Regions from separate parts of the Homo sapiens genome. Here all the other regions are linked to region 3. A link is a contact called in ENCODE Hi-C or POLR2A ChIA-PET data. All regions are on one chromosome and are shown on one strand. Each heading gives the region's core, a stretch centred on a gene start or an enhancer-like site at or near the end of the contact. The rest is flanking DNA. Distances are from core to core; before and after follow the strand shown.

Region 1 (2,941 bases), core at 291-2,790, 2.3 Mb before region 3:
AAAGTATTTTCTTTACAGTTGTTAAGTGGAATTACTAAAAATTACAATCAGCAGTATTTTCTACTCTTTTAGCTTATTTTTTAAAATATTTATCTCCATGCTTTTCAATATTACACCTATATTGCTTCTTCTTGATTTTTCCATTTTAAGATACTGACTTCCTACTATGGAAGTTAAAGATTAAGCTCTATTTCCTCCTCCTCCATCCCCATCAAGCATAGTACCCTTCTCCAAAGCCCATCCTTCTAAATGTAATTCTTTTTTTGAGGGGGAGGGGGGATCAATACTCAGTTTTTTTTTGTTTTGTTTTTTTTTTTTTTTTGAGACGGAGTCTTGCTCTGTCACCCAGGCTGGAGTGCAGTGGTGCGATCTCGGCTCAAGGCAAGCTCCGCCTCCCGGGTTCACGCCATTCTTCTGCCTCAGCCTCCCAAGCAGCTGGGACTACAGGCGCCCACCACCACGCTCGGCTAATTTTTTTGTATTTTTAGTAGAGACGGGTTTTCACCGTGTTAGCCAGGATGGTCTCGATCTCCTGACCTCGTGATCCGCCCACCTTGGCCTCCCAAAGTGCTGGGATTACAGGCGTGAGCCACCGCGCCCGGCCAATACTCAGTATTTATGTAACAATAAATACAATTACTTTCCTTTCTTGCACAAGATTTTGTTTTCCCTAGAATTAATAGCTGCATAATTCTTACAGCCGCTTAGTTTTCTGTGTACCTGTCATGAGTTAAACTCCAAACTCTCGGTCAAATCTCCTCTTGATTCAACGCCAGCTGGAATTTTGTCAATCCCATCCTTCTGAAGCAGTGTCTCCCAAAGATTTCTGACCGAATCTAATCTAGATGCGTTGCCGTCTATGCCTATACACAGCTATTGTTCCCGGAGCTCTTTCAGTATCATCTTGGGATCTTACTATTTTCTGTGTTTGTTATTTATTGTATTTCCTGCATTTCATAATTTCCTCCTTCTTGGCTTATTCCCTCATTTTGGTGGATCAGATCTACAGGATCTTCCTGGAGGTACTGAGAAAGGTAAGATAGGTACTATTTTTTGTGTGTAGTGATTTAGCACATCTGAAACTCTATTCTATTCACACACTAGATTGGTAGTTGGATGAGTATTGAAGACTAAATCGGAAGTAATTTTCCCTCAGAGTTTTGAAGACAGTGCCGTATGGCTTCCTAGATTCTAACTGAGCAATCTGAAGCCACTCTGATTCTATAGTCTGTATAACCTGGAAGGGTGTGGGATCTCTTTTTCCTCGATGTTCAGAAAATTCACAATGATATGCCTTGACGTGGATGCTTTAATATTTGTGCTGGGTGCTTAGTAGGATCTTTCAGTGTGGAAACTCATCTCCTTAACATCTGGACAACTTTTTGAAGTCATTTATTATTTCCTGCCTTTCATTTTTTTTTTGGTTTGGAACTCCTGCACTGGTCCTGTGATGTGACTGCAGCCGCCAGGCGCGTGCGCAGTGTACACTGCGTGCGCATACGCGAGCCCGTTGCGCCTGCGCGCGGTGCGGCCGTCGCCCCTCTTTTCGCGGCGTTCTCCACCTGCGCGGGCCTGAATGGCCTTCAGGAGCACAGTCGGCCTGAGGAGTTGACGGTTACTCACCGCCGTGAGCCCAAGTAACTCGCCCTCCTTCGGCTAGAAACCCTCCGCCTGGGCCCGCGCGACAGGAGCGCGGTCTCTGAGGGGAGCGGCGACCCCGCCAGCCCCGGTCTCTTTCCCTGGCGGCGGCGGCTTCTTCCGTGGGACAATATGTTCAAGAGAATGGCCGAATTTGGGCCTGACTCCGGCGGGAGAGTAAAGGTCAGTGCCCGGACCGCCCCTCTTCCGGGGTGGCTCTCCCGCCTCGGTTCCTCCCTGCGCGGCGCGGGGAGGGCCCACTGGGTTTCCTTTCGCGCCTTTTCTCCTCGGGTTTGAACCGTGGTTTCAGGTTGGAGAGCGAGTCAGAGCCATTGAGCGAAAAACCGGCGTTCATTGGGCCCCAACTTCCTCGCGTCACTGCCAACTCCCACCCCCGCCAAAAAACAAACAGATAAATGGTGGCTTGGGGAAACCCGGACGTGGCTGCCAAGGAAACGGGCGACTCCGAGGGCTGGGAAAGCTCAGCTTGGTGCACATTCGCTGCCAATCTAGGTTATTGGTGAAGCGGTGACGCCACCCTCCTGGTGTGAGGATAACAATAACTGTAGCAAACAGTCGCTGAGCGCTTACCCGCAGTATTTCCAAGTGCGGTAACTGAGACACCGAGGCATACGAAAGCTAAGAAAATTTGCTGGAGTTCATGGTGTTCACAAAGCCTCAAAGCAAGAGCATAACACTGTGCCTGGCACATGGGGAACATTCAGTAAATGTCAACTTCTTTTGTTTTTGATGAAATTACCATAGACCCTAGCGTAATGTTTGACATTGTAATATTTATTTCCCTCACACAGCCCCTGGCACGTTAATTTTTTTTTTTTTTTGAGACGAAGTGTCTGTCTTGTTGCCCAGGCTGGAGCGCAATGGCACGATCTCGGCTCACTGCAACCTCGGCCTCCCAAAGTGCTGGGATTACAGGCGTGAGCCACCGCGCCCAGCCGTGGTTCATTCTTTTTAAAGAAAAATTTCCTTTCCTTTATAAATAAAAATCAGAAGGGGTACAAATAGTTGTTTTTATCAGGAGCCAGTGGGTCCTGCCTTAAAAATTAACGTGCAGGGCCGGGCAAGGTGGCTCACGCCTGTAATCCCAGCACTTTGGAAGGCCGAGGAGGGTGGATCACCTGAGATCAGAAGTTCAAGACCAGGCTGGTCAACATGGTGAAACCCCGTCTCTACTAAATATACAAAAATTAGCCGGGCGTGGTGGCGGGCACCTGTAATCCCAGCTACTAGAGGGGCTGAGGCAGGAAAATCGCTTGAACCCGAGAGGCGGAAGTTGCAGTGA
Region 2 (3,015 bases), core at 288-2,787, 2.4 Mb before region 3:
ATATTAACTCATTTAAAGTATCACCAACCTTCAACCTTGGTGAGGTAGATATTATTGCTTGGATTTTAAAGATTCTGAGATTGAATATGAGAGTTGAAAACTTGACTGAGGTCATCTAGCTGATAAAATGTCTGATTAGAAATGGGTACCCAGATCACCAGACTGGCCTCCAGGACTGCAACCATGCTTTTTCCACCATACCAAGTGCAGATTGAGTCTTTTTTATGCAAAAATGCTTGGATTTGAGGGGATTTTGGAATATTTGCATATACATAAATTATCCAGGAGATGGGACCCAAGCCTAAACGAAATTCATTTATGTTTCACATATACCTTATACACACAGCCTGAAGATTATTTCATACAATACTTTTAGTTATTTTGTGCATGAAAAAAAGTTTTGATTGCATTTTTGACTGCGACCTGGCAAATAAGATCAGGTGTGGAATTTTCCACTTGTGGCATCATGTCAGTGCGCAAAAAGTTTCAGATTTTGGAGCATTTCAAATTTTTGGATTAGAGATGCCCAACCTTACAGATGTTGTTTGGGTTATTCTATGAATGATTTCTGGCCAGTTTCTCAGGAAACACGCTCTACTACAGTATATTTTTTAATGAGTGAAAAAGAAATTAAGAATGGAGGGGAAAGTTTCAAACTGGAGAGACATCTTTGAGTAAAGTATCGTGGCTGAATGTTCCTACCTTTATTGACCATGTGACCTGGTTAAATCACTTAGGTTCTATTAGGCCTCAGTCTTCTCTTCTGTAAAATGAGATGTTTAGACCTAAGGACACCTTTCCAGTTCCCTTCCCGTTGGGACATTCTAGGATTCTGAGAGAGAAGCCCCCCTGGCCTCAAGATACCTCCACTCTCTTGGGTGTGCTCTAAGATGACTGCATTCATGTTAGAAGCATCTGAACTACGCCAGAGACAACCTACTGTAGATCTAAGGAAGAAAAAATGAATGGCAATGAATGCGAGAGGAAGGTGGGGGGGAAAGAAGCCCACGAAGATTAGAGATGGAAATGGCAACATAAACAGCATGCAAAGATAACCACTGACGGGTATCTAGCGTTTACGATGCAAATAAAACTCTGCTGGTCTCTGAGGATGCAGAAACAAGACATTGTTTTTGGTCTTAAGCCGTTCACAGAATGCCCGGGGGTTACACTTTGCATTTAAGCACGGACATATAACTTCCACCTTTAAAAGTCCTGGATGTGAGAAAGATAAGAACAACGGATAAATGAAAATATTAACAAAACGTCTGAGTATGCCAGAGGCCACGTGAAAAGACGGTGTGTGGAAACAGGTGGGACCCACTGCTAAGCTGGATGCGCGAGTAGGACAAAAAAATTGGCCCCCACTCCCGGGCCTCACCCAGACACAAAAGAAACGTCCTCTGCCCTCAGAGGCGCAGCCTTTCCTCAGCCAGCAGAGCGGCTGGGCTGCAGAGTCCCCGCCCCCGGCCGGCCCCTGTCGCCCGCGCCTCCCTCCCTCGGGCCTCGGAAGTGACGCAAGCGCCCCCCCACCGCCGCTAGATCCGCTGCTGCTGCCGCGGCGGGCAGACCTGCAGGAGGCGGCGGCGGCGGCGGCGGCCGAGGCTGAAGGAAGATGGCGGACGGCGTGGACCACATAGACATTTACGCGGATGTCGGCGAAGAGTTCAACCAGGTACGTGAGAGCCCAGGTCCCCGCCGCCGACGCGGGCGGCGCTGCGGCCGGGAAGCTGACCCGGGGCCCGCTGCGGCCGCGAGCCGAAGCGACTGCAGAGTGTGCGCCCTTGCCGCCTCTGGGCCGCGCCGCCGACCCCTGGCGTGGCGCCCCCCCGCCCCTCGTTCTACCGCGTCGTTTCACGGGCCGCGGGCGCGGCGAGTCGCCGCGGGGCCCGGAGCGCGGACGCGGGCCGCTGTGCAGCTGCCGCCGGCTCCTCCCTCGCCGGCGCTGCCTCGCTCCCTATTGTTGGCGGCACCCGGCTGGCGCTTCCCGCCGCGCTAGGCCCGGGCGGTGGGGCCGCGTGTAAGCGGCGGAGAGAACTGGCCGCCGCCGCGCCCCCTCCCCCGTCGCTGGTCGGAGGAGGAAGCCCTGGCGGGGCGCGTGCCCGCCGCCGCCGCCCCTTCCCCGCCGCTGCCGCTCGGGCTCCGATTCCTCCCATCGCTCCATTTTGTCTCCCTGCCCGCGCACTGTCGCCTCATGGAAGGCCGCGTTCACGGCCCTTTGTATCCCGCGCGCCCAGTCCCCGGGGCTCTCCTTCTCGGGTTTGCGACAGGTTTCGGCGTGGCGCCTTCCTCCTCCCCTCACACTTTCTGAAGGCGACTGAGGTGCGGGCTCATTTGCAACAAGTCCTTTGACTTTTGGAGCCACAGATAAAAGTCGGTGCGCTGGTCCTGCCTCATTAATCCAGGGCTTGCAGTGCTTTGAAGCCCAGTCGTTGTTGGCCTTTGTGATGAAAATACCTGTGAAGATGAGTGGCCGGGGACCAAAAGGAAGAATTGGAAGCGCGATGGTTGGATGGAACAAAAAGATGTTAGCTCACCCACAGATCTCATAGTGATTAAAATGAAAGAACGTTCACCCCAAATCCTTATGATGTGGTTTAAAAATAAAGAGTTATAGATAAGACCCTATTTTCGAAAACAAAGTGTTAAATCCCCCCACCCCCACCCCCGGGCCCCGTGTTACCTTTTGAAAGGTTGAGCGAAAGTGAGAATGCAAGGTTTTCCTGAACGACGTTGCTTAGAGGTAACGCGGGGCTGTGATGTCTGTTAATGGGCATCCTTGCAAAAGATGTCGTTTGTTGCTAGTGACGTTTAAGGTTTGAACCTGCTGTTCGTATCTACTGCATTTTATGTAGTAACACATTTAAAACAATTAAATTGTGCTTAACTGCAATGTTCCTAAAAGCCTTATTTTTTTGTATTTCCCAGGTCCCTATGAGAAGTTTAATGAAATATTACTGGCTAATGTGGTTTTCCCACCTCCATTAACCATCATATTCGTGACTAGTTGCTCAG
Region 3 (3,172 bases), core at 1-2,500:
TATCGAACACCAACTAATCAGAGAGGGTCACTCTGTGACTGTGGTGAAGCAAGGCAAAAAAAAGAAAAAAAAAAAAAAGACCAGTTTATAATTTTGTCTAAGCAGAGACAAAAACAATGCGACTGTGCAAACCACAAAACATTAGCTTTCATTATTAATAATTTTACCCAGTAGTCTGGTAACATTGATACTGGCCAGTCAGCTTGGTGAAATAATCCAAACATTTACCTATGCAGAACAGACTAAGACAAAAATAAAGTAGGCACATAATACATTTCAGCATAAAGACCATATATGTATATTATCTAGTACAGGAAGCCCACTACTATTTAGTCCTACTTCACAGATTTGATTCTTAGTTAACTACTTAATTAGATGTCTTACCAAAGAAAATGACAAGCTGTCTTGGCATGTATTTTGAAATTTAAAATAATGTGAGCTTTTTTAAAGTAACTACTCTTGGGGCTTAAAACACAATTGCATACTGTGTCTGAAATGGATTTGGCTCCTCTTCTTACACTGTCAGCAATTAACTGAAAAAATTGATAAATATTATGTAATTATCAGTTAATTACTGTTAACCCAGGCAAACAAGTTAATTTCACATAAAACATGAAATCAGGCCGGGCGCTGTAGCTCACGCCATTAAACCCAGCACTTTGGGAGGCCGAGGTGGGTGGATCCCCTGAGGTCAAGAGTTCGAGACCAGCCGGGCCAACATGGCAAAACCCCGTCTCTACTAAAAATATAAAAATTAGCCGGGCGTGGTTGTGGCGCCTGTAATCCCAGCTACTCCGGAGGCTGGAGCAGGAGAATCGCTTAGAACCTGGGAGGCGGTGGTTGCAGTGAGCAGAGATCGTGCCACTGCACTCCAGCCTGGGCGGCAGAGAGAGACACTGTCTCGAAAAAAAAAAAAAGAAAAGAAAAGAAATCAGCCACGATTCAGATTTTTAATGCTAACAAGACGTTTTGCTTTCTAAATGCACACACCTTTAATATAAGGGGTGTGAGGACAGATATTTCCACAATCTAAGTGGTGTTATGACAATAATTACGAGAGCTCAGTAATAGAAACTATGTTTAACTTTACCTCGCTAGCAGCCAGGAGTCTAGCACATTATAGGTACTAAACAATGTTGTTTAGTACCTATAATGTGGTTTTGGAGAAGCAGTGCAAACGCAGCCGGCCAGGATGCCAGCAGTGCCTGCCCACGTGAGCTAGGCGACATCCCCCTAAGCGGCTGCGGCGCATGCCCACAGCGGGCGAGGCGCTAGAGGCGGGGGCGCCGGGAGGCGCGGGCTTTGCTCCTGGGGTCTCGGCCTTGGCCGGCTGGACCTGACCCTAGGGCGGCTTGCGCAGCTGTCGGGACGTGACTGCGTTCAGCCGCGTCGGGCGTGCTTCCCAGACTTGCCCAAGTTCGGGTGCCCTAGCTGCCCCTTTGCAGCCGCTGGCCTACCCGGCCCGCGGGTGAGAAGGTTGCGACGGGAGGTGGGTGGAACTCGCCAGCGCCGGGACCGCGGATTGGCTGCCTCGGCTTTCTCTTTTCCCCGTGGGCTCCGGCGTGAGGCGCTGAAGCGGCCGGCAGCCGGCGACCGGCCCTCACCGTCCGCCGGGTTGCGCTCTGCTTTTGCGGTGAGGCGTTGACCACGCCCATATGAATTGGAGCTCTCCGCCAGTAGGAGTTTCCGGAAGGAGTTTGAATTTTTGTGATTTTTATGCTTGTTTGGTCGGTGGAATATGTTGGGATTTATGTTTGCCTCTGAACAAGTGTCTTGCTCACATCGTAAATGACTTTCTCTCCGAAACGCTAAATATTCTTTCCCGCAGGAGCTCATATCCTTATTTTCCATGACAGATCTTAACGACAATATATGCAAAAGATATATAAAGATGATAACTAATATAGTTATACTGAGCCTGATCATTTGCATTTCGTTAGCTTTCTGGATTATATCAATGACTGCAAGCACCTATTATGGTAAGTCTGAGTGTTCTAAGTTGTTTCTCTGTAATCTAGTCAGAGGAAATTAAAACCATACCATTGTGAAATCCAAAACTCATATCCTCTGAATGGTTATGAATGGTTGTGTTTACTTAACTTCCATAGCCTGATTTAACTTACTAACATGATAGTATAAACAATGCCTTTAATAAATGCTTGTTGTGATAATTCGAGTTATACCTATTTCTTTTTTTTTTTAATTTTTATTTTGTATAAGATAGGGGTCCCTCTGTGTTGCTAGGCTGGTCTCAAACCCCTAGGCTCAAGTGATCCTCCCACCTGTGTCTCCCAAAGTGCTGGCAATACAGGCCACCACTTCTGGACTAGTTACACCTATTTCAAAATGTCTTTATATTTTATGTAACTATTCCATCTGTCTTGGTAAAAGATAAGTGAGGCGAATATAGCTTTGTAAAGCAATTACAGTGATGCTTTTAATTTTGAATAAGAATATTAGTAATGGGCCAGGCGCGGTGGCTCACGCCTGTTATCCCAGCACTTTGGGAGGCCGAGGCGGGCAAATAACCTGAGGTCGGGAGTTCAAGACCAGCCTGGCCAACACGGTGAAACCCCAGCTCTACTAAAACTAGAAAAAAGCTGTAATCCCAGCTACTTGGGAGATGGAGGCAGGAGAATCACTTGAACCCTGGAGGCGGAGGTTGCAGTGAACCAAGATTGAGCCACTGCACTCCAGCCTGGGCCACAGAGCGAGAATCCGTCTCAAAAAAAAAAAAGTAGTAATGTAGTTTATCAGTTTCACATGTTCTGTAAAAATAATAAGAATTAAAAACGGTATACTATTTACATTTGGAGAGCTGAAGGACTTATCTGCCATTTGGTTGCTTCAAAAGAATAGACTCCTTTTAAAGCCTAAAGCTACATTGCTTAAATATAAGGTACTCTGGACTCAGATCTTTAAAGTTTTAAAGGTGCTTTAGAGCATAAGCCTCCATTTACACAAACTTCCTTCTCCTATGAAAACAAAATACTGGTCAGTTTGCAACAAAGGAAAAATGAAAAGGAGAATGAGAATGCTTGTATCGTAAGGGATTGCCATTTCAGACTGTAGGCTTTTTGCAAAGAGACATGTGAATAGTTGGAAAGGGTTCTCCAGGCTACAGAAGCTCTCAGTGCAGTTCGTTCATAATGATTCACAGTGGGGCATCAGA

Evidence for each region. Hi-C counts contacts between places; a loop is a spot of excess contacts on that map. ChIA-PET counts read pairs that join two places held with the same protein, here RNA polymerase II (POLR2A). Pooled maps may share reads with other maps.
Region 1: a pooled map shows a loop between it and region 3 (6-fold over the local background). The contact joins the promoter of YEATS4 here to the promoter of TMEM19 in region 3. A Hi-C loop is called at or near these places in 6 of 50 pooled maps. POLR2A ChIA-PET finds 5 or more read pairs at or near these places in 2 of 52 experiments (activated B cell and activated naive CD4-positive, alpha-beta T cell).
Region 2: a loop to region 3 is called in a map of naive thymus-derived CD4-positive, alpha-beta T cell, with 20 times the contacts of the local background. The contact joins the promoter of CPSF6 here to the promoter of TMEM19 in region 3. A Hi-C loop is called at or near these places in 2 of 168 maps with a recorded cell type or tissue (CD4-positive, alpha-beta memory T cell and naive thymus-derived CD4-positive, alpha-beta T cell), 1 of 37 single-sample maps with no recorded cell type and 8 of 50 pooled maps. POLR2A ChIA-PET finds 5 or more read pairs at or near these places in 2 of 52 experiments (activated CD8-positive, alpha-beta memory T cell and naive thymus-derived CD4-positive, alpha-beta T cell).

Annotation. Positions count from the first base shown.
Region 1 is chr12:69,358,203-69,361,143 of GRCh38, forward strand. YEATS4 (YEATS domain containing 4) reads left to right here and starts at 1,541. Exons shown (of 7, transcript NM_006530.4): 1 at 1,541-1,821. The coding sequence starts at 1,771. RefSeq lists enhancers at 1,285-1,888, 1,446-1,635, 1,889-2,490 and a silencer at 1,916-2,075.
Region 2 is chr12:69,238,032-69,241,046 of GRCh38, forward strand. CPSF6 (cleavage and polyadenylation specific factor 6) reads left to right here and starts at 1,538. Exons shown (of 10, transcript NM_007007.3): 1 at 1,538-1,675. The coding sequence starts at 1,616. RefSeq lists silencers at 1,361-1,860, 2,011-2,230 and enhancers at 1,694-2,274, 2,275-2,854.
Region 3 is chr12:71,684,832-71,688,003 of GRCh38, forward strand. It overlaps TMEM19 (transmembrane protein 19), which reads left to right and starts at 1,251. Exons shown (of 6, transcript NM_018279.4): 1 at 1,251-1,979. The coding sequence starts at 1,850. It overlaps LOC124902965 (a long non-coding RNA gene), which reads right to left and starts at 1,233. Exons shown (of 2, transcript XR_007063367.1): 1 at 1,091-1,233. RefSeq lists silencers at 1,523-1,592, 1,583-1,798 and an enhancer at 3,147-3,172.